2 separate regions of the Homo sapiens genome follow, and region 1 is linked to region 2. Evidence: read pairs that join two places in POLR2A ChIA-PET (ENCODE). Cell type or tissue: HepG2. All regions are shown on one strand. Each heading gives the region's core, and the rest is flanking DNA. Links, peaks and the distances in the headings are about the cores only.

The links. Peaks named below come from ENCODE experiments on the same cell type or tissue, not always from the same donor. Only the 100,000 strongest peaks of a DNase experiment are listed, where the experiment ranks them.
Region 1: POLR2A ChIA-PET joins it to region 2 with 23 read pairs; 5 of 35 experiments call an interaction of 5 or more read pairs at or near these places.

What each region holds. Positions count from the first base shown.
Region 1 is chr1:9,244,055-9,255,261 of GRCh38, reverse strand. H6PD (hexose-6-phosphate dehydrogenase/glucose 1-dehydrogenase) reads right to left here. Exons shown (of 5, transcript NM_004285.4): 2 at 9,701-10,337; 3 at 8,179-8,296. The coding sequence starts at 10,327. Among named protein-coding and RNA genes, the nearest start is that of H6PD, 15 kb to the right of the region's middle. RefSeq lists enhancers at 2,236-2,795, 3,058-3,980, 4,905-5,828, 5,829-6,752. In HepG2, for the core only: a CTCF peak has its summit at 5,033 (motif pointing right); DNase peaks (open chromatin) are centred at 4,641, 5,011, 5,381 and 5,681; H3K4me3 peaks cover 1,645 bases.
Region 2 is chr1:9,432,743-9,443,949 of GRCh38, reverse strand. It overlaps the pseudogene RNA5SP40. Among named protein-coding and RNA genes, the nearest start is that of LINC02606, 9.4 kb to the right of the region's middle. In HepG2, for the core only: no CTCF peak of the experiment used is centred there; DNase peaks (open chromatin) are centred at 4,379, 5,299, 7,489, 8,619 and 2 weaker places; H3K4me3 peaks cover 1,607 bases.

The DNA of each region.
Region 1 (11,207 bases), core at 1,972-9,971, 190 kb after region 2:
TTATTGGCCTCAAACAGTTAAACAGAGTCATGATCCTCCAGCAACCCCACTCCTGGGTTTATACTCAAGAGAAATAAAAATGCAGGTCCACACAAAAGCTTGTACATGAATGCTCATTGCAGCATTATATATAACAGCCAAAAAGTAGAGGCAACCCAAATGTCCACTAACTGGTGACTGGATAAATTATGGTATATCTATACAATAAGATATTATTCAGCAGTAAAAAGAAATGAAGTGCTGGTACATGCTAGAACATGGGTGAACTCTGAACTCAGGATGCTAACTGATGGAAACCACACACCGTATGATCCTATATGTACAAAATATCCAGAACAGGCAACCCCGCAGAGAGAATGCATTTCTGTGGTTGCCAGGAGCTGGGGAGAGGGGGAAATTGTGGGATGACAACGAAGGGGTACAGGGCTTCCTTTGCCGTGATGAACATGTCCTAAAATTGATTGTGGTACTGACACACAACTCTGTGAATACACGAAAGCTCACTGGCCTGTCCACCTTAACTGGGTAAAGTGTAGTAGGATTTGTGAGTTACAGCTCAATAAAACTTTTTAAAAAAGGTTTTAGAACAGGGAAGCAGAAGCACGAAAGAGGTACTTCAGGAAGATGAAGCTGTCTGCGACCTCCAAGATGAACAGGATGGGACTGGTGGTAGTGAAATCAGTGAGGCAGCCTTTGCTGCCATCAAAGGAAGTAACAAAGGTAGGAGGGAACGAAGTCACAGTGAACTGCAAAGAAGTTATTATAGCAGATGAATACAAACTACTTGGTGACTGGCTGGATCCTTGAATGGTGGTACAGAGCTGTGATCTGGAGTGTGGTCTCTGGAGCCAGGCTGCTCCAGTTTATTTTATCTTATTTTATCTTATCTTATTTTGTTTTATTTTATTGGAGATGGAGTCTCCCCATTACCCAGGCTGCAGTGCAGTGGCGCGATCTTGGCTCACTGTAACCTTCGCCTCCTGGGTTCAAGCAATTCTCCTGCCTCAGCCTCCCGAGTAGCTGGGATTACAGGCACAAACTACCATGCCTGGATAATTTTTGTATTTTTAGTGGAGATGGGGTTTCACCATTTGACCAGGCTGGTCTTGAACGCCTGACCTCAAGTGATCCACCCGTCTCGGCCTCCCAAAGTGCTGGGATTACAGGTATAAGCCCCCGTGCCCAGCCTGCCCCGGTTTAAATACCGGCTCTGCCATCTTTCAGCCCTGTGATCTCCAGCAACTGACATCACCTCACATACGAACAAGCAACAATCCCCGCACCTCCCTTACAGGGCTTCTGTGGGCCTGAAGGAGTTAATATCCACACAGGGCTTGGAACAGTGGCTAGCACACAGGAAACACTGATAAAGACTGGTTGGAATTTTTCTTATGACAGATGCTGTAAGAGAAGGGCTACCAGCCTGGTCACTCAGAGAGCACTGTTCCCATTTGAAATAAAGAGGTTAGAAAACACAGTTGGTATTTCATGAGAAAAATGCAGTGATGGTTTTCATTCTAAATCTGCTGAATCTGAAGGGATGGTGCAACACCCCATGAAATGATCTAAAAGGCGGCTGGAGGTATAAACTAGGGCCTGGGGAGACAACGCACACTGGAGATAAACTGGATTTCATCAAACCTGAAATGCCATCAGTGGCGGAAGCATCGCTGTTTTATAACCCCTAAGAAAGAAAAGGGTTTCCAGTTCCACTATGTCACCCTATTAAGGATAAACCCAACTTCAGAGACGTCCAAATATGAAAAAAATGTCTTCCAATCAATGAATTACAGTGGATTTATATGTCAACAGCATACTTAAAGCTTTAAAAACAGATGAATTTTTGATGAAGGGAACACAACAGAGTCCCTAAAAGCCCTGTTATCTGCTTACTATTCATTAATGTAGCGAATCCCTAAGCGGCCCCTTTCCTATTTTTATCCTCTCTCAATTCTCAAAAAGAATGCATTCCACGGGTTTACTACCTGCTGGGTAAAAGAGAGCTTCCTTTATTCCTTAATTTCAAGCTTCAGGGGGTGCGCCTGTGTTTAACACGGCCTGTAGATTTATGGACTTTGCCTGGTTGGCTCCGTCTTTTCAGAGTTTAATGCAGTGACTGGGACTGTGGCCTGGCACCTCCCTGGGAAGAGGCCATGCAGCTGAGTGCAAGGACAGGAGGCGAGGGGCTGGCCCTCCTGCTGATGTTGATCTTTTCTAGTTACTGCCCGTTATTGTGGACTGATTTCTCCTAAAAATGATCTATATTGGCTCCTAGTGTATTTTCCCGGGTTGAAAGTTGAGGGTTGAAACCCATCAGTATATGAAAAGGATAGAGAAAAGCACAACCAGGGTGGACACTGGGAGGAAAGACCCCCTGTAAACTTGGCTCCCACCTGTGCACATCCAGAGCTCGTCCAAGGTCAGAGGATGACAAAGCAGGGGGGCCATGGCTGTGCCCGCCAGCTGTGCTGCTCAGACTCATAACAGAGAGTAACAGCTAGAAAGCACTTCTCCCCTTTGGCCCCGTCATTCTACTGCCGAAGTATATACTTAAAGGGAATATGTTTTTTAAAATGCTCATAAATGTTCTCGAATTAGATAGTAGTTGCATAACTTTGTAAATATACTAAAAACCACTTAATTTTATATTTTAAAAGCGTAAATTTTGTGGTATGTGCATTGTATCTCAATTTTAAAAAAAGCTCACAAAGTACCATCTAAGATAGAAGCCGGGGAGGTGGGGCACTCCTGTAGTCTCAGCTATTTGGGAGGTTAAAGCAAGAGAGGATCACTTGAGACCAGGCGTTCAAGACCAGCCTGGGTAACATAACAAGACTCCAAGATAATAATAATAAAATAGCAAAAAACTAGAAACAACCAAAAAGCTTAATAAAAGAGTTTATAACACATATTCTGTGGTATGAACAGAACTGAACAGAAATATAAATATTAAAAGGTATATGTTGTGCAGACTGCTAATACATAGAGATTTAAGTATGTATACAACTGTGTATGTATATGTGAGAGAGAAATATGACATAAAGAATGGACATAAAAGTATGACAGATCAATTACAGGATTTATATAATAATCCAATATAAGTCACGTGGAACTCAGACACACTGCAAGAACACTGCCGCTGCCTCTCCTTGCAAACTTGGAAGAACAACAACACTTCCATTTGTAACGTATTTCCGTGTGCATTATCTGATTTAATCCTTAGAACTACCCGAGAGAGAGAGGTGCCGGGGCTATCAGCATTGTATAGATGTGCGCTGAAGGTCACAGCCTTCAGAACCGGGACCAGAAACCCCTTCCTCGTTGCTTCCACATTGTGGGAAATCCAGGTTTTCTCAACAAAAATAGATTAAAAAAAAAAAAAAAAGACAACTAAGAGCCAGCTGCAATCCCCATCAACACCTTCTGGGATTACTAAAAATAAAAAGAGGTGAGGGCCAAGGAGAGCACAGTGTGCTTGCTGGTGCTCTCTCTGGACAGGAGATCCGGCAGCTGCCCTGGGCTCACCTTGCAGACAGCTCTGCAGAGGGGGCGGGAAGGGGAACCGGCCCTGCTGAGTGAGCTCCTGGCCCCTTCTGGCACACCAGGCTGGAAGGCGGGACAGCTGGTGTGTGCCTGGAAGGACCCTGGATGCCCTGGTCCCTCGGTGAGAGGCACTGAACGGTCACTCCAGCCCTCAGAGGTGGGCAAGCATCAGGCTCCTTTCCCCCATGTCAGGACAGGGACCCTCCCAGCAGTGATGTCCTCAGGAAGTCTCCCTCCTTCTTTCTAACAACAACAACAACAACAACAACAACAACAACAACAGCAGGCCTTCTACACAGAGGGGAAACTAGGGCAGCAAGGAGACTGGCCCTGAGTGCGTTCCAGCAGGGAGGCCAACTGCTGAGGGCCTGGCCAGCTGGGGAGGCTGTGGAGCTCAGTGGTTAGAGGCTCAGGCTCTGAGGTGCCAAGACCTCAGTTCCAATTCCAGCACTCCCGACAGAAAAGGCAGCCGGACCCAGACAGCTGAACACAGCCCATTAATCACATGGGCCCGCCTGTCTGCAGAGCCCTCCCGATGCCATGATGAGGGCCAGCCAGGGTCATCTCTGGGATGAAGGAGGCTCAGTGACTCTCCTTTTATGGCCCATGCTGCTTCGAGACCCCAGCCAGGGTACCCAGGGGGGCTGTGACTCTCAGGGGCTCACGGACTGGGACGCACAGGAGGAGCACCCCAGGTCAGGCTGAGAGGGAGCTGGGAACCAGATCGCGTCTTCCTTTCCTCCTCCCCACCCCCTCCGGCCTGTGCAGCAGCCTTGACTCTGCAGCAAACTCCTCTGGGCCAGAGGCTGCAGCAGGAAAAAAAAACAACACTCACCCAGCATGGAGGATGGAGGGGAGGGAGCCGGGGAAGCCGGCTTCCACCCACTTAGATGTGTGTGATGCGGGTGGGGGAAGACATCCAAACGACCTTGCAGCTCAGAAGTCCCTTTCCCGGGGCCTGCAGCAGCTCTGGACCGGGAATGCTCCATTTCCCAGGCCTGGCTTGCAGCCCCTCCCTTCCCAGCACTCAGGGTGCTGGCTTCGGTTACGCAGGTGCCACTCCTGCCTAGGAGTCAGCTAGGGTTGCACCACTGCAGGGGTGGAGAGCAGCTGGGATCCACCAGAACCCTTGGCAGGGCAGAGGACAGGGTAGGGAGTGAGGGAGAATGGCCTGTGGTATGTGTGGGGTGGGGAGTGGGAGAGAATGGCCTGTGGTGTGTGTGGGGTGGGGAGTGGGGGAGAATGGCCTGCGGTGTGTGTAGGGTGGGGAGTGGGGGAGAATGGCCTGCGGTGTGTGTGGGGTAGGGAGTGGGGGAGAATGGCCTGCGGTGTGTGTGGGGTGGGGAGTGGGGGAGAATGGCCTGCCGTGCACTTTGACCCCTCTGATTAGCAGTCAGACCGCGGGCTCCGAATCCTGCCTTGGAAACATTCTGCCCATGCTGAGCCCCACTGCAGCAGCACTCGCCTGCCAAGTCCACCAAGCTCCAGTAGGAGGCAGCATTTACTCCTGCCTGTTTCCCGCCCTCACCCGGGACAGCAGTGGCAGCCTAGGCCTTGCTGTGCTGGGCACAGGGCTCCTGGCCATGCTGGGGTGTGCTGCAGGTCTGCGGTGCCTGTCCCCTCTTTCCAGTCTGAACCACAGGTGGGAGGCCCCTGAAGGACTGGCTCCAAAGCAGGACTCAGAGAGGACAGCACAGAGCAGTGCTTGGGCCAGCAGGGCTGTACCAGGCCACCTTCCTGGAATGCAGAAAGAATGTGTCCCCTGGCACGCAGGCACACAAAATTGAGAGAGGCAGCAAGCAAGCTCATTCTGTTGCCAAAGCACCCTGTGTCCAAGGCCCACTTGCTGGGGGGCTGGGCTCAGCAGCAGGCTGTCCCTCCCTGCTACGAGCTATCAAGGACCTGTTTGTAAATGGCAGGTAAACAAGCCAACCAGTGAGGGCCAAACCCCAGGACAGTTGCAGTCCTGCTGGCCACCTCTGACAAGGAACGTGGACTGAACTAGCCCCACTCTGGTCTCACCGCGACAGGCTGCAAGCCTCCAGGACTAGTGGATCTCCCACTGCCTGTCCTGCGCTGAGGCTCCCTTTGCCCCTGGGCTGAAGGTACAGGGCCCAGCTGTACTAAAGGCCTTGGACTCTGGAGCTTAGGAGCGGCGGACCCTCCCCTAGAGCCCCATATGGCAGGCAAGGCTGGGCCTCCTTTAGTCCCTGCAGCTGTGACAACAGGGCTCCAGGTGCCTCTCCCTCCTGGACCTTGAGGACAGCCAGCCCAGGCTGTTGTGTTGCTGTTCAAACCCAACATCCTCAGACTGTCCCGGCAAACAGACCTGCCCAGAGCTCCACCTGTCTGTCTTTCATATCTTCCGTGTTTCTTTCTTCAAAATCCAAAAGTACCTTTGCTAGGATAATCGGGCCTGCAATCTGCCTGGTCCCTGGCTCCATGGGACCTACAAACAACCCACAAATGACACCACATACCAAGAAGGAAACAGGGTGGGAGGGCTGGAAGAACTAAGAGGCAACAGTACCAACAGGTAACTCCAGACATCATGGCTCTTCCCCAGCCCAGGGCGGAGATAGGAAGGAGTTGCCAGAAAGGGGAGAGGAGTCTCCCAGCCTCGCTGGGGATGGGGCCAAGTCCAGGTAGAGAAGGGCAAGCGCCGGCCCGCTGGCTTCAGCAGGGGCAGGACCCCCTCCAATTCTGCTCTAGGCTCTCTGCACCAGGTGCAGCTCACTTCTCTGAAGATGAAGCAGGCATAGGCCCAGCACACGTGCCTGCTGGGAGATCAGGCACAGACAGGCACGGGGGGCAACCCACGGCCAGCGCCCTGGCTGAGGACTGGGAGGGAAATTTGGAAGGGCTGGAGGACGATTCCCTGAGACCCATGAAGGCTCACTGCAGGGGGTAGGGCCTCTTTTCTGCTGTGGGTTCTGAAGTAGAGAAACCCAGTGCCTTCTCGAACCCAGCAATGTCCTTCAAGGCCTGGCTTGGGAAGTCCTGCCTGGCCTCCCGCCCACCCCCCACATTGTCCCCCCACCACGCTGCCTGCCTGCAACACCCATCACCCATTTTGTTTTCTTTTTCAGAGACGGAGGCTCACTATGCTCCCCAGGCTGGTGTCCAACTACTGAGCTCAAATGATCCTCCCGCCTCTGCCCCCGAGTAGCTGGGACTACGGGTGTACCACTGCGCCCAGCTCCATTTTGGAGTTTGTCCCACCAGCCAGTGTGATGAGATCATCACCCCCCACAGCACCCGTGAATCTGGGCAGTATTAGGGAGCCATATCTGAGAGGCTGAGTTTTGTACCTCACTGTGGCACCTCGGCCCCGCAGAGAGCTTCTGGCACTAAATACACATTCAGAGAGGAAGGGAGAAGCAGCTGAAGAGAAACCAAGGGGCGGGGGAAAGAAAAAGAGAAAATGGCCCAGAGAAAGAGCAAGGGAGAGAGAAAAAGAGGAGAAACCTCCTGGCCCATCCCTGGGTCCAGGGCTCTGGGCCCTGCCCTGTGGCGGGCACGCACTGCGGGGGCTGGGGGGGCAGTGGCCTCGGGTGCTCCCGCTGCAGCTGCAGAAAGCGGCCGCGGGGATGAGCTGGCCACTGACGCAGCGCTGGCAGCACAGCGCAGCGGCGCCAGGCCTGAGTGCTGGGGCCAGACTGTTGCCCCCAGGATCAGGCTCCACCGCCTTCTACTGTGGGGCTGTGGGCTCGCCACCATCTTCATCTGTAAGGAGGCTAGTAACAGCGCCCACCTCACCTGGCGGCTGGGGACTGGGGACACAGTAAACTTCAGCTCTTATCGTTACTGGGCAAGAGCCAGTGCTTTACATCTTCACGGTCAATGCTCCAAAACTTTGCTACCATCACAGAATGCCAGCTAAGGGACCTTAGCTGTCCTCACCGACAGGACATGCTCATCTCACAGCTGCAAGGAGTGACATGCTGAGGCCACCCAGCTGAAGGCAGCGGTGGGCATGACGCAGGGCCCCCGCCTCCCGGGTGTATACTCAGTGTGTCTGAGGTGTGTGGCAGTGCGGGAGAGGCGGTGTCCTCCTGGAGCCTACAGGCTGGCAGAAGAGACAGGGTGGACAAGGACGAGGCAAGGGTAACACTGTGCAGGGCAGGGGAGGGAGGTGTGTGGCGCCGTGAGGGTGAGGGGAGTGGGCCTGCAGGGCTCAGAAAGTCTTCCTGGAGGGCCATGGAGCTGAGAACTAACAAGCGAGAGAGGGGTCAGAAGGTGAGGGGGACGCGAGGGGGAGTGCCCCAGGCAGGGGGCGCCACGGCTGCAAGCACCACAGTCGGGGAAGCCCTCACGCAGTTCCCATGGTCTCCACGCACTCAAAAACTTGGGGGACCTCAGGGAGACTCCAGCCTCTACCGCGTGCCAGTGGTTTCCCGCCTCTGTGCCAGGCCTACTTCTCTGGACCATACGCTCCTCATGGGCAGCAATGGCTACTTGGGCTTTGCAGCCGGCACCCTGGGGTTTAGCCCGGTTCAGAGCTAGGCACACGGCAGGCTCGAAGGGAGACCACACACCCACAGAAAACCTCCCTCTGAGAAGCGCCCCATGCCTCACCGCAGACAGCGGGCAGGCAGAGGCTGGGGGACCGAGTGCGCAGGGCCACTCACACACCTTCAGCATCCACGGTCTCTTTCATGATGATCTCCACCCGCTCCACATGGTGCCGGTTCCAGAGGCCGTCCAAAGCCTTGCGGTTCTGGTCTCGGAAAGGCAGGATCTGCGCCACAGCCTGTCGGGGGGGGAAGACTGGGCGTGCTGCAGGATACTCTCACGATGAAGGAGGAACCCTGACTCCCGGGAAGGGCTCTGACCTTTCTATTCCCTGCTCAGAGCAGAAGATGCCCTCTGAGCAGTAGTTCTGGACTTCACGATCTCACAGGCCAGTAAAGGTTCCAAAAACTTGCAAGTGACCTCCAAAGGGTTACCAGATTTGTATTTTGCCAAGAAAAAAAGTTAGAATTACCTATCTTCTATTACAATCAATTTTTAATAAAATAAAGATAGGTTTAACACCAAAAATGTAGCAAAGAAAAGCTCTGAATTGAGCACATTCTGTATTTCTTCTCATCTTGCCATAAACAAGTGAAAACCTCCCCAGGACTGGCCCAGTTCTGAGGACCCCTATTTAGGAATCCTACTATGGGCAACTCCAGGCAGGGTGGGATGGAAGGCCATGTCTCTGTCCTCAACAACTGCCTATGCCCACCCGCACCACGTACCAGAACACAGGGCTGCTGCACTCTCTGCCAGGGTTCCTGGGGCAGGATGCCCCCAAGGGCCTCCAAGGCATTTTGAGTGAACTGGTCAACGGACATGTGTCACCCAGGAGGTTAACCCATGCTCCTGCCCAGGACTTAAGGTCCTACTGCTCCCTGGTTTAAGCTCTTGTTGCCAACCTTCTGGCTCAAAACAGAACTCAGGAAGAAAAACATTTTGAAAAAAGGTAGATGGGGCAGGGTGCGGTGGCTCACGCCTGTAATCCCAGCACTTTGGGAGGCCGAAGTGAGCGGATCACTTGAAGTCAGGATTTTGAGACCAGCCTGGCCAACATGGTGAAAACCCATTTCTACTAAAAATGCAAAAAATTAGCCGGGCATGGTGATGCGCGCCTGTACTCCGAGCTACTTGGGAGGCTGAGGCGGGAGAATTGCTGGAACCCAGGAGGCGGAGGTTGCAGTGAGCCGAGATCATGCCACTGCACTCCAGCCTGGTGACAGAGCAGACTCTGTCTAAAAAAAAAAAAAAGGTGGATGGGTGCAGGAGAAGAGAGCTCATTCTGATTCCCACAGCACACCCAACAGGAAGCCAGATCCAGACACCAGAGTTGCTGAGCCACCGCTACAGGGGATGCAGGGCAACCGTGAGAAGCCAGAGCCCAGACTGGGAAACAACGAGAACGGGGGCTTTGCAAAGGACAAAAGAGGCCAGACACATGGACAAGGACCCAACAGTCCTGCCCTGCTGCTGTCTTTCCTTTACCCGCTCGCCTCCTGCCCACCTTCAAGGAGACCATGGGAGCTCTGAGTTCACAATGCCTTGGGGCCTAGCTCCACAATGAGCGAGCGGCTTTGTTGCTGGGGTCTACCAGCGCCCAGCTCACCCTAGCCCTGGCAGGCTCCATGCTGATGCTCACCTGCTTGCCTAAGTAATGGTCCACCCGGTACATCTCCTCCTCCTGGAAAAAGGTCCCGAGTTCTGTGGCCAGCTGCTGGGCTGAGAAGTGGTCATGGCCAAAGGGTTTCTCAAGGACAACCCGCAGCCAGGCGCCCGGGCCTGGCCGGCAGCTACTGTTGATGTTGCGGGCAATGTCTTCATAGGCGAAGGGTGGCACTGAGAAGTAGAAGATCCTGCCAGCCTCCCGGAGGCCTGCGTGCTGGAGCTGTGCCTCGATGTCCTTGTTCAGGGCCTGATAGTCCTCGGCCGTCTTCAGTTGGCGGTACTGGCTCAGCTGCAGGAACTGATCCTTGTGCTCTGCACAGTGACTGGGTGCCATGTCCTTGGGGCAGGAGAGGGATTCCAGGGCCTTGGCCATGAGCTCTTGACCCTGCTTGGGGGCTGTCAGAGCAGCTCCATGGAAGCTAAAACTGTGACCCCTCCCCGCTTCATCCAGGTACAGCTGGAACAGTCCCTGCCATAAGTACTTCTTAGCCAGGTCCCCAGTTGCTCCCAGCAGGATTATGGAGACATGTCCCTGGAGCTCCTGGGCTTGCAGGCAGCCCAGAAGGGCCAAGCACATCGCCACTATGAGCATATTCCACATGCCTGGGTGCCTGGGGTGCAAAGAGAGACAGACGAGGAACAAGGAAGGATCAGACATGGTTCAGGTGGCTACGATGTGGAAACAAACACTTCCTGCCTGGCAAGAAACCACCACGTGTTTCTTAAGAAAATGTTATAAGCCCACAGCTTGTCCCTCCCTCCTGACAGCTTGGCTTCTGTTCCAGGAAGTCAGTGGGTAGGGAGCCTGCCCTGTAGACAGGGACTCTGCCTGGGAAAGTTAGAGACCACTTGCTAGAGATGAACCACTTTGCTGCCAGGAGCATAGGAAAGCGGCAAAGGCCACCAGGGAGGGCCGCAGGCCTGGGAGTGGAGCTGTCCATTTTATGACCAAGGCCAGTCTCTTCTAGGAGCACAGGTCACCCGGACAAGCAGGGCAGCCCCAGCCTAGGTATAGTGGCAGGTCCTCAGGCGACAGTTGGAACAGTGAGAGGGCAGGACCACCTCCTCTCACTTGCCTCTTCTCCATGTCCACTGGGCTCCAACTACCAAGTGATGACTAATAACTGCTACAGCATAGTGACAGAAAACATGGACTCCAGACTAACTGCCTGAGTTTGAATCCCAGCTCAACCCCTTAGTAAGTGCACAATTATTTAACCTGGCTGTACCTCAGTTTTCTCACCTGAAATGGGGGTAATAGCGGTACCTACAGCACAGAGTTGTTATAAGGATAAAAGGAGTTCATGCTTATAATGAGCTGAGGCCTGTACCTATCACCTATTAAGCACCGAGTGGTAGGTGTCATCCTGGAAGAGTGATACCAGCAAATGATTAGTGCTGGCACTAAGTACTTATGTGTATTAGAGCTCAATGAATCCAGACAAGAATCCTGAAAGAACCACATGGGGTTCTGTGACAGT
Region 2 (11,207 bases), core at 2,130-10,129:
AAAGAGGAGGGGTAAGGGGAGAAGGAGGTGGGGGGATGAGGTGAAGAACAGAGAGGGAGGAGAAGGAGGGAGAGGAAGGGGAGGACCCTCTGAAGGTCAGAAGTGAGATGTTTTACAATTTTTTTTTTTTTGAGACAGAGTCTCAATGTGTCACCCAGGCTGGGGTGCAGTGGCGCAATCTCGGCTCACTGCAACCTCTACCTCCCGGGTTCAAGTGATTCTCCTGGCTCAGCCTCCCAAGTAGCTGGGATTACAGGTGCCTGCCACCATGCCTGGCTAATTTTTGTATTTTTAGTAGAGATGGGGTTTCACCATGTTGGCCAGGCTGGTCTCGAACTCCCAACCTCAGGTGATCCACCTGCCTTGGCCTCCCAAAGTGCTGGGATTACAGGCGTAAGCCCCCACGCCCAACCCATTTTACAATCTTAAATTCCCAGCCCTTGACTATTTTAGCCTTGTCATTTCTCAGTCTATAATTAAGGTGATGAAGATGTGTTTGGATGTAGAAGATAAAAAAAACTATGGGCTTGTTTCCCAACATCCCTGTCTCAGTCTCGGTGTCTTCCTTAAATTGCTTTTGCTGTGCATTCCCCCATTTCCCCGTTTCTAGCCTTTCTTTACCCCACTTCTAAATTCTCCTTCCTTTCTTGAGCCCCTCTCTCCCCAAGAGACAACTGATGGTGACAGATCTGGAATTTGATAGGATCTTGCTATGTTGCCCAGCTGGCCTCAAACTCCTGGGCTTAAGTGATCCTCCTGCCTCAGCTTCCTGAGTAGCTGGGACTACAGGCACCACCATCACGCCTGGCTCAGATCTGGAGTTTCTGATTAGGCATGCTGGGACCCAGGGGAGTGTCCAAAGGCCTCACCCAAGTGGTCTAGGAAGGCGCATGGCCTTGAGTACCTGCCTTTGCCTTCTTTGTACCATGAAGACAGGGAAACCTGCTTTCCTCCTGTCTCCCTGGCCGGTCCATGCTCCTCACTCCCAGCATTGTTTCTCAGGCCATCTTGTATATCTACCCAAGCCGTTTCAGCAGCAAAGACAAAAGACCACTACCTCCCTGCTCCTTTTATAAATGGCTTTTATAACTGTCCTTCTCTTCATGCCAGCAGGCTGAGATAAACCGGACTAACAGAAAAGGAGAAGGTGCAAAAAATCCAAGGGAAAGAGGGTGCCCTTTGGAAAACAAGCACTACTCAAGTGCCAGGTGTGAAGGTTTTAAATAGAAACCTGCTTACACTGCACTTAGAACAACAACAGCTGGCACAGCGAGGTCCCAGTTCTTTTCAGAAGATGAACATTGAACTTCCAGATAATTCTGGGGCAGTCACATGAGTTCACCATAGCAAATGCTATAGCTCGGCGGCCCATTCTGCCTGTGCATCTCAAACTTCCACTTTAGGAGTTTATCTTCCACATTATAGGCTAACCCTCTCACTTTCCAAAACACAATGACTGTTTTTCAAAATGTGGTCATACGTGGGAATTTCATGACATCATACCCTTGAGAATGTGAAGCTTCGGTCTTAAAATACTTGATGGGGCAAATAATAAACCTCTTGATTTTTTTTTTTTTTTTTGAGACAGGGCCTCACTGTCGCCCAGGCTGGAGTGCAGTGGTGTGATCACGGCTCACTGCAGCCTTGACCTCCCAGACTCAAGCAATCCTCCCGCCTCAAGTGATTCTCCCACCTCAGTGTCCCAAGTAGCTAGGACTACAGGTGTGCACCAGCATATTGGCTAATTGAAAAAAAAATTTTTTTTTTTTTGTAGAGACAGAGTCTCACCATGTTGCCCAGGCTGGTCTCGAACTCCTGAGCTCAAGTGATCCTCCTGTCTTGGCCTTCCAAAGTGCTAGGATTACAGGCGTGAGCCCCCGCCCCCAGCCAGAGCTCATTTCTGAAACTGACTGGCACAAGCTCAGGAGACTGTGCTCAGGAGGCATAATCAAGTATTCATATAGGCCAAGGCTTGGTGCTGTAGTCTCTCTGATCTGGAAATATTTTCCCTTCCGACAGGAATAGAGAGGTTACTTTGGGGTCACTTGCCAGCTCACAAAAGACTTTTTCAAATGAGACGAAAGAAAAGAAGTTCCAATTTGTTGGGAGAACACTCGTGAGCATTGGGATCACAAAGCCTGGTGAGCCGCCAGCCCCACTGTATCTCTGGGCAGGGAGGGTAGTGAGCCCCCAGGGCGAGCGGGTGAGCACCACGGGTTCCAGTCGGTGGAGGAGGCGCCGGAGGCCCCTGCTTCCTCCAGGTGTCCCTTACACACACTTTCCAGTCAGGCTCTTGGCTCAGGCGCCGGCCCTTTCCCGTGGCATGGGCATCAGCTCTCCAGCCCTCTCTGCAAAGCCGGTGCGATGGCTGCCTGCCTGCCTGTGGTTGCCTCGCTGACAACTCCGCCAGTTCAAGAGCTCTGTTAATGATCAGGGGAGGGTGACGGCATTTCAGATGCATTTCCTCCTAGGAGCTCAGAAAAAGCCAGGAGCAATTGGCCCCAGTGGAGCAAACACCTGGGTTCCTAAGTCATGGAAGGCTCTGCCTTTCCTGGGAATGACCCCACTTTCCCACATCTGTTGGGAAAGCTGATATATGAAGTCAGAAGGGCAGCGGGGTGGAGGGAGACAGCAAAGTGACATTGCATCGGCCCAGCTCCTCAAAGCTCTCGGAGGAATCAGAAGACACAACGATTCCTTTGAGTTTAAAGAAGTTTAGTTCCTCCATCACTGGAGAAACATTTGCAAAAGCATCCAAGACTAGTGCCTGGTGTGCAGTGGGCACTCAGTAAATGCTGCAGGGTGGACATGCCTGGCACTGTGCTGGCACCAGGCTGTGGCAGTAGGCGAGAGTCAAAAATCCCTGCCAGGCAGAGCTGGCACTCCAGAGGGGGAGGCAGATAAGGAACAAGTAATGTGCTATTTCAGATGGGGATAGAAGCTGGGGGAATCACGTGTGGAAGAACATGCATGCAAGTGCCTGGGGAGGGGGCATATGTCAGTCAAGCCTGAAAGGAAGGGAGGGAGCTGTGGGGATGGCCTCAAGAGTGTTCCTGCTGGAGGGAAGGGCATGTGCCAAGATCCTGAGGTGGGTGTGTCTCTGGTGTGGATGGGCATCAGCAGGGCGGCCAGTGCAGCTGTGCCAAGTGGGTAGACAGCAAAGGTCATGAGGCCAGGGAGGGGGAAGAAAAGAGCTTGGTTTAGTGCCTGCTACGGTTTGAATGTGTCCCCCAACATCCATGTGTTGGAAACTTGATCCCTAATATGGAGATGTTGGGAGGTGGGACCTTTCAGAGGTGTTTAATGGATGATGAATTAATGCCATTATTTCAGGAGTGGGTTCCTTATAAAGCAACGAGTTCAGCCCCCTTTGGTCTGTCTTTCTCTCCCACCCACTCCTGCCCGTCCGTCTTCTGCCATGGGATGATGCAGTAAGAAGGCCCTCGCCAGATGCTGGCGCCTTGATCTTGGACTTCTCAGCCTTCAGAACTGTGAGAAATACATTTCTGTTCATTATGAATTACCTAGTCCCAGGCATTCTGCTGGAGCAGCACAAAACAGGCTAAGTCAGAGCCATATCTTCAAAAACTTCCCAAAGAATATTCAAGGGAAAAAATAATTTTAAAAGATTATAAAATGAGGCTGGGTGTGGTGGCTCATGCCTGTGAGCCCGGTGCTTTGGGAGGCGAAGGAGGGCAGACTGCTTGAGCCCAGGAGTTCGAGACCAGCCTGGGCAACATGGCAAAACTCTGTCTCTACAAAAAATACAAAAAAAATTAGCTGAGGGTGGTGGTGTGCACCTGTAGTTACAGCTAACTTGGGAGGCTGAGGTGTGAGGATCACCTGAGCCTGGGAGCTGAAGGCTGCAGTGAGCTGTCATCCCACCACTGCACTCCAGCCTGGGTGACAGAGTGAGACTCCATCTCAAAAACAAACAAACAAAATAAACATTATAAGATGATGTAACAATGACAATGTTGATAAAACGGGGTACAGAATTGACGGCAAACAACACATGTTTGAGTCAGGAACAGGAGCAGACAGAAGGAACATCTTGGGGCTGAGACAGGTAGTGTGAGCTCCTGAGGAAAGCCAGTGGGAGAAGTGAGCTGGGACTGTGACTGTCCAGTGGGCCCCATGGACCCTACAGCATGTCGACCCTCAAGTGAGGAGAGGTGTTCCGAAATCTCCTATGGCAGGTGGACTGACCCTTAGGACGAGACAGTGAGTCTTCATCCTAGACTGACAACCCTCTCCTCCTGTTGAGGCCACAGGGAGAGACAGCTCCCCTCTTTACACCTGGGACTGTGTCTCCTCTACGTTGTTGATTCTTGTGTTCACATCAACTGCCTTCAGTCTCATTGTTCTCCTATTGGGAAAGCGTGGGGCGTGGCCATCAGTCTGGTTGTCAACACTGGGGCAGAGGAAGTTTCTTCTTGAATCTGCCTTTGCCTCCAATGCCTAAACCATCTCCCACTCCAGATTCTTTTTCTCCATGGCTCTTTTCAGATTTTCTTAGGCAAAAGTCATCACATCATATGATGCCCACGATTATTTTGAGATCCAAACCAAATCATGCTTAGCCTCCTCCTAGCTTACTGTGCTCACGTAGGGAAATTGCTGCCAGGGCAGAGATAGCTGCTTCAGACTCTGACTGTGCACTTTCTTGATGCCGCTATCCTATGGCAATAGCTCAGGACTTCAACAAACAGGTCAGTGACACTCCAGCCCTTTGCAGCTTCGAGCCACTGGGAGCTAGACCCCTGGCATTGTTGTGGGGTGCCGCCCTTCCCTTCTGCCCTGAGTCTCCCCAGGAACTCTGTGAACTCACAGATGGTCACTCCATGAATGTGTGTTCTTCATGAGTGCTCTGAGTACTTGCGACTTTTGTTTTTGTTTTCATCAGTGTGGGGAGCTGGCTGAAAGGACACTCTGACCTATGGGAAGTCATTACCTTTGGAGATGGCTTCCATGGCACTCTGAGTCACTCTCATACCACACACGTGGAACCATCCTGGGATAAATAATTCTTAAAACCCTACCCCATTTCCTGGCAGCGTGAAGCTCATGGTGCGCGGGGGTTGTCCAGGAGCGAGGTGTTGCAATACCAAGGGGGCAGGTTGAAGAATGAACCACTGTGCCAGGGGAAGCTTGCATGTGACCTCATCATGTCGAGGCTGAGTCTGCTTCTACAGGGAGAGGAGCCGGACCACAGACAATGCTAGGGAGAGCAGCTGACCTGGGGGAGCTGGGGGAAGGTTGCCCTGGAAGTTGTGACAAACGCCAGTCAGATTCTAGTGGGAATGCTGTTTGCTGACTCCTTTGCCGAAACCCCAGCTGTGCTGGGAACTGACCTCATTCATGAAGTAAACATTGAATCAGATACCAGCAGCCCTAACCCTGGTTGAGTGGAAATAACATGGACGTTTCCATAATTATGAAGCTGCCAATTGGATTTGGCAAGAGAATCTCCAAATATGTCAATCGGAATGAGTTCATTACCTCTTCTTGCCAACTTAATCAGAAGCCAATTGCCTTGTTGCGGTTGAAATTATTTGTATGAAAATGCTTTACTTACATTTTAGTTTTTATATTCCAAATAATGTACTGGAAAGCAGCGTAGTCTAGCAACTGGAAGACAATATTGGGAATCCGTCGATTGGCGCCCAGTCCTGGCTACATCTGTGGCTCGCTGTGCCAGCAGTAACCGCACTCAGCCTCGTAATCCTGTTATTGGGAGGCGGGGGCTGGGCAGCGAGGTCCTGTCTCATGACACGATCTTGGTGAGAAATCTTGGGGCCTGGTGTTTGTGTGTTCTGCCTCGTGGCCACAGACACTGACTGCAGGTTCACACGGTCCACTTGGGATTACTTAGAGGCTGTGCACTCAAGTTACAGGTTCTTCAGGCTCTGGATGTCCCTTCTCTCCTCACTCCTTCCTTTGCACGCAGTTCTTTCAGGAGATGAAAGAGCTGTTTGTTACTCCTTAGTAGCTGAGACCACTGTTTGCAATGCAGTTTCACAGTTTGGGGGAGAAATCATTTCCAATTATTCCTTTCTTATCCTCATTTATTTACAGAAGCAGCAGAACATTACCATTCAGAGCCTGAACCATGGAGTCAGACTGCCTGAGTTCAAACCCCAGCTCTGCCCTTTAGAAGAGGGGTGACCTGTCTATGGCCATTGCACCCTGAACGTGCCAGATCTTGTCTCATCTTGGAAGCTAAGCAGGGTTGGGCTTGGAGGGGAGGAGGGTGAACCTCAGTTCAGGTTACTTAGCCTCTCTCCTGTGCCTCCATTTCCTCATCTATAAAAAATGGAATGAGGCCAGCACCTACGTCAGGGGTGTGTGAGAGGAAACAGTTCATTTCTGCAAAGCACTGAGAACGTAGCAAGGGCTCAGTAAGGATCTCCAGCCTTTGTATTAGTCCATCTGTGCTGCTCTAACAAAATACCACAGACTGGGTCATTTATCAACAATACAGGTTCACTTCTCAAGAGTTCTGGGAGAGTCCAAGATGAAGGTGCTGGCATTCGGTGTCTGGCGAGGGCCTTCTTGCTGCATCCTCAGGTGGCAGAAAGCAGGAGGGCGAGGGGGCCAAACGCACTCCCTCAGGCTCCTTTATAAAGGCCCCACCTCTCAATGCCACTGCCATGGGGATCAGCTTCAACGTGAGTTGTAGAGTGGATACCAACATTCAAACCATAGCAGCCTTGGCTGGGCGCAGTGGCTTACGCCTGTAATCCCAGCACTTTGAGAGGCTGAGGCAGGCAGAACACTTGAGGTGAGGAGTTCGAGACCAGCCTGGCCAACATGGCAAAATGCCATCTCTGCTAAAAATACAAAAATTAGCCAGGCATGGTGGCATGTGCCTGTAATCCCAGCTATTTGGGAGGCTGAGCAGAAGAATTGCTTGAACCTGAGAGGCGAGGTTGCAGTGAGCCAAATCGCACCACTGCACTGCAGCCTGGGTGACAGATCTAGACTCCGTCTCAAAAAAGCAAAAACAAACAAATCAACAAACCATAGCAGCCTTTATTATCATTATTATATATATATATATATAAATTTTTTTATTTTTTTATTTTTTTATTTTTATTTTTTTGAGACAGGATCTTGATCTGTTGCCCAGGCTGGAGCGCAGTGGTGTGAACCTGGCTCACTGCAGCCTTGACCTCCCAGGCTCAAGCCATCCGGCTGCCTCAGCCTCCCATGTAGTTGGGACCACAGGAGTGTGCCACCATACCCAGCTAATTTTTACATTTTATATAGAGACAGGACCTTGCCATGTTGCCCAGGCTGGTCTCAAACTCCTGGGCTCAAGCAATCCTCCTGCCTCCACCTCCCAAAGTGCTGGGATTATAGGTGTGAGCCACTGTGCCTGGCATATTCTCATGATTACTCTTACTATTGGTCTGAATAAACAAGAACAGACAGTACGGAGTGGCCACTTGTACATCGTGTACTGAGAAATTTACAAGGTGTAAATCAATAACTACATTCCAGGCATGATAAGAAGCCATGTCAGCAGAGTTATGACAGATTCCCTGTGTCACTTAAATCAGTTACCTAATTTCTCTTTTAGTCTTTTATCTGTTACATGGGGTTAATGTTTATTGCTCCCTCCTTGGAACAGTCTTGTCTGATTTTGATGTTGAAGGAACTCAAAGAAAGGTGACATAATGTGCTATCATTTCACTTGGAGATGATATTGCTGATGCTTATTTTCTTGATGAAGCTCAGGGCTGGAGAGAATGATGCATAACCAGAGGTCCCTCTGGCAGGGCCATGGAAGCTGTTTCTTCAGCTGGTGACTTGGGCAGTTGCCATGTGTCAGTCTCACAAAGCCCCTTTCCCCCCAAACTAAGCATTTCCCCCGTTTCCTTTCAATGCTGCCACAGCTGTGAATGAACTCTGGCCCTCTGTCCATGCCTGGAGGAGAGGAGGCCTTCCCCCTTCCTCCTTCCTGATATGACAGAAAACTGAACCAGGGCGACAGAACCAACAAGCCCTGGCAGGGAGTGCTGAGCACTTCTGACGTCTCAGGGTGCTTTGAGGAATCATGGAGAATTGAGGAGGCCAAAACCCTGTATTTAAAAAAAAATGTGTGAATTGGATAAACTGAAGGCTGTTGAACCTCATGTTGATTGTGGGCAAAATTCTGGGGCAGAAAATCAAATAAATGGTTGACCAGCACATAGGAAGGGTGATCCCAGAGGTCAATGTCCATGACAAAGGGTTGTTGTTGTGTTGCTTCCACTAAATTAGAAAATGGGGTGAATACTTTATGATAGTGCCATGACCTTTGACAACAATTTGACCGTTTCTCATGAAATTCTTATGCACAGAATAGTGAGAAAAAGGCTGCTAGAGCTCAAAAGTACATCTCAGTGAGAGACAACAGCACTTTCTCAAGGCCACACAGCTAATCAGGGCCAGGGCTGGAGTTTGTGCCCAGGCCCTGTGTCCCAGGTGAAGGCTTCTAGGCATGGTGAGGTTGAACTGTCACAGCAGATGGGACAGTGTCGTCCCAAGGCTTTCTCTAGTGGAATGCCAAGCAGTTCTGTCCTTGGCCCTACACTCATTAACATTCTGTCAACAACTTGGATAAGTCCAAAGATAACTGCTTATCAACTGTGCAAATAACACCAGACTGGGAAGGAAGGCCAACACGCTGGGACTGCAGAGTCAGGTCCAAAATTATCTCAACAGGAAGGAATGATTGGTTGAATCCAACAAGATAAAATTTAACTGGAATACATGTTAGGTCCTGCATTGAGCTCCAAAACTCGATTGCAAAAGTATAGGATGTGGTTGGAAAACATGTCCAATCTCACTCATAATCAAAGAAATGAAAATTAAGGCAACCATGAAATAATCATTTCCCCTTATCAGATTGGCAATGATTAAAAAGAATGAAAATTCCCCATGTTGGTGGGTAAGCTGTGGGGAAACAGGCTCTCTTGTAAATTGCTGGTGGGCGTACAAGCAAAAAATCATCCATTCTGGAGGGTAATCTGGAAATATATAGCACAAACTATAAAATGCACCATTTGTCCCAGAAGTTTCATTTATAGAAATGTATCCAAAGGCAAATATGAAGAGATTTATGTACAAGAATATTCATAAAAGCATCGTTAAGAAAAGAAAAAAAACACCTTTTTTGTTGGGGGAAGGTGTTCAATTTGTGAACAGAAGACTTGGAGGCCTCATAAGGGTGGCCCAGAGCCCAGGGCCATCGGCCATCGTCAAATATTTAACGCCGTAAAGAGGAGGAACTGGGTCTGTGTAGCTCCTGAAGGCCAGACCAGGACTTACAAGAGATAGATTTGGCCTAGTGTTACAAAGCAGATTCTAACAATTAATTCCGTCCAAAATTAGGATGGGCTGTCTAGTGCATTCCCAATCACTGGCAGATGGCCCTCTGTCAAGGGTGTGGAGGAGGACAGTCAGAGTTTTTTAGCCATTGGGATAAAATGCTTGTCTTGGTTTCTTCCAAGACAAAGAGCAGCCTTTGTTGCATGAAACCATCAAAACGTACAGTCATAAGCTGGGTGTGGTGACGCATGCCTGTAGTCCCAGCTACAGGCTAAGGTGGGGGCATCACTTGAGCCCAGGAGTTCGAGGCTGCAGTGAACTATGACTGCTCCTGTGAAGAGCCACTGCACCCAGCCTGGGCGACAGACCCTAGCTCTTAAAAAAAAAAAAAGCCAGGCACAGTGGCTCATGCCTGTAATCCCAGCACTTTGGGAGGCCAAGGCAGAAGGACTGCTTGAGCCCAGGAGGTTGAGACCAGCCAGGGCAACATAGTGAGACCCTGTCTCTACAAGGAATAAAAAAATTAGCTGGGGGTGGTGTTGCAGGCCAGTAGTCCCAACAACTAGGGAGGCTGAGGCGGGAGGATCACTTGAGCCCAGGAGGTCCAGGCTGCAGTGAGCTGCAGTTGTACCACTGCACTCCAGCCTGGGGGACCGAGCAAGACTCTGTCTCAAAAGAAAAGAAGAAAACAAAAGGTAGAGTTGAAGGGAGGTGGGAGCTCACATCAGGTTCCACTTCCAGACACTGAATTCCAGGAACGAAATGAGAAACCTTTCCGCTGCCCAACAGTACTCTTACTGAGCGCCTGCAGGAGGCGAACTCCCATCCCCTACCCGTACCCTAAATCTTTTAGGAGTAGCTCTGTGTATCAGCACCCTGACAGTAAACTAAAGGGGGGCTTTCAGCTGAATCTGAAGAAAATAAATAAAAGATGAGTGCTCCTTCTCTCAGATCGTTTCCACTGTACTTGGGCTTCTGGAAGACGACACATGGAGTCAGTGCCTCCCTGCTCCAGCTACTTCTTTCCTCTTTTGCATGAGTCCCATCTAAGACCTTCCAGGACAAGTAGCGACCACATCTGATTAAACTGCACTATATCCAGCACCACCAAATACAGACTCTTCAGTACTTTTGGGTGCTTATCCTAGTGTTCTCCGTATCACTTATTTATTAAGCCCTTCTTGGCCTCTTTTTCATTCGGTCCTCCCATCAACCATGTCAGGTGGCCATTATGAAAAACATTAACCAGTAACCCTCTACGGAGCCCTTACTAGGAGATGCCATGCACTGTGTCACCATCACACTAGCTCTGGAGCTAAGGGGAGCCTCCCTCCAACCCATCTGTGGCCAGAGTAACCTTTCCATTACAGCAGGGGTCCCAAACCCCCAGCACACAGACCGGAAGCAGTCCATAGCCTGTTAGGAACTGGGCCACACAGCAGGAGGCGAGCATTATCGCCTGAGCTCCACCTCCTGTCAGATCAGCAACAGCCTCAGATTCTCATAGGGGCACGAACCCTATTGTGAACTATGCATACCAGGGATCTAGGCTGCACACTCCTTATAAGAATCTAATGCCTGATGATCCTGAGGTGGACCAGTTTCATCCTGAAACCAACCTCCCCGGCCCTGGTGTGTGGAAGAATTGTCTCCTATGAAACCAGTCCCTGGTGCCAAAAAGGTTGGGGACCGCTGCATTACAGAACTCTTACCACATCACTCCCAATCACTCCCAACAACAGTTCTAGGTGGCTCCTCACCCTCAACTCCCAGTGTAACTCCCACCAAGACCCCTCACTCTGAGCTCAAGCCACACGGGCCTTCCACTTCCTCTAACTTAACACAGTGCTTCCAGCCACAGGGTTTCTGCACGTCCGCTTCTCTCTCCC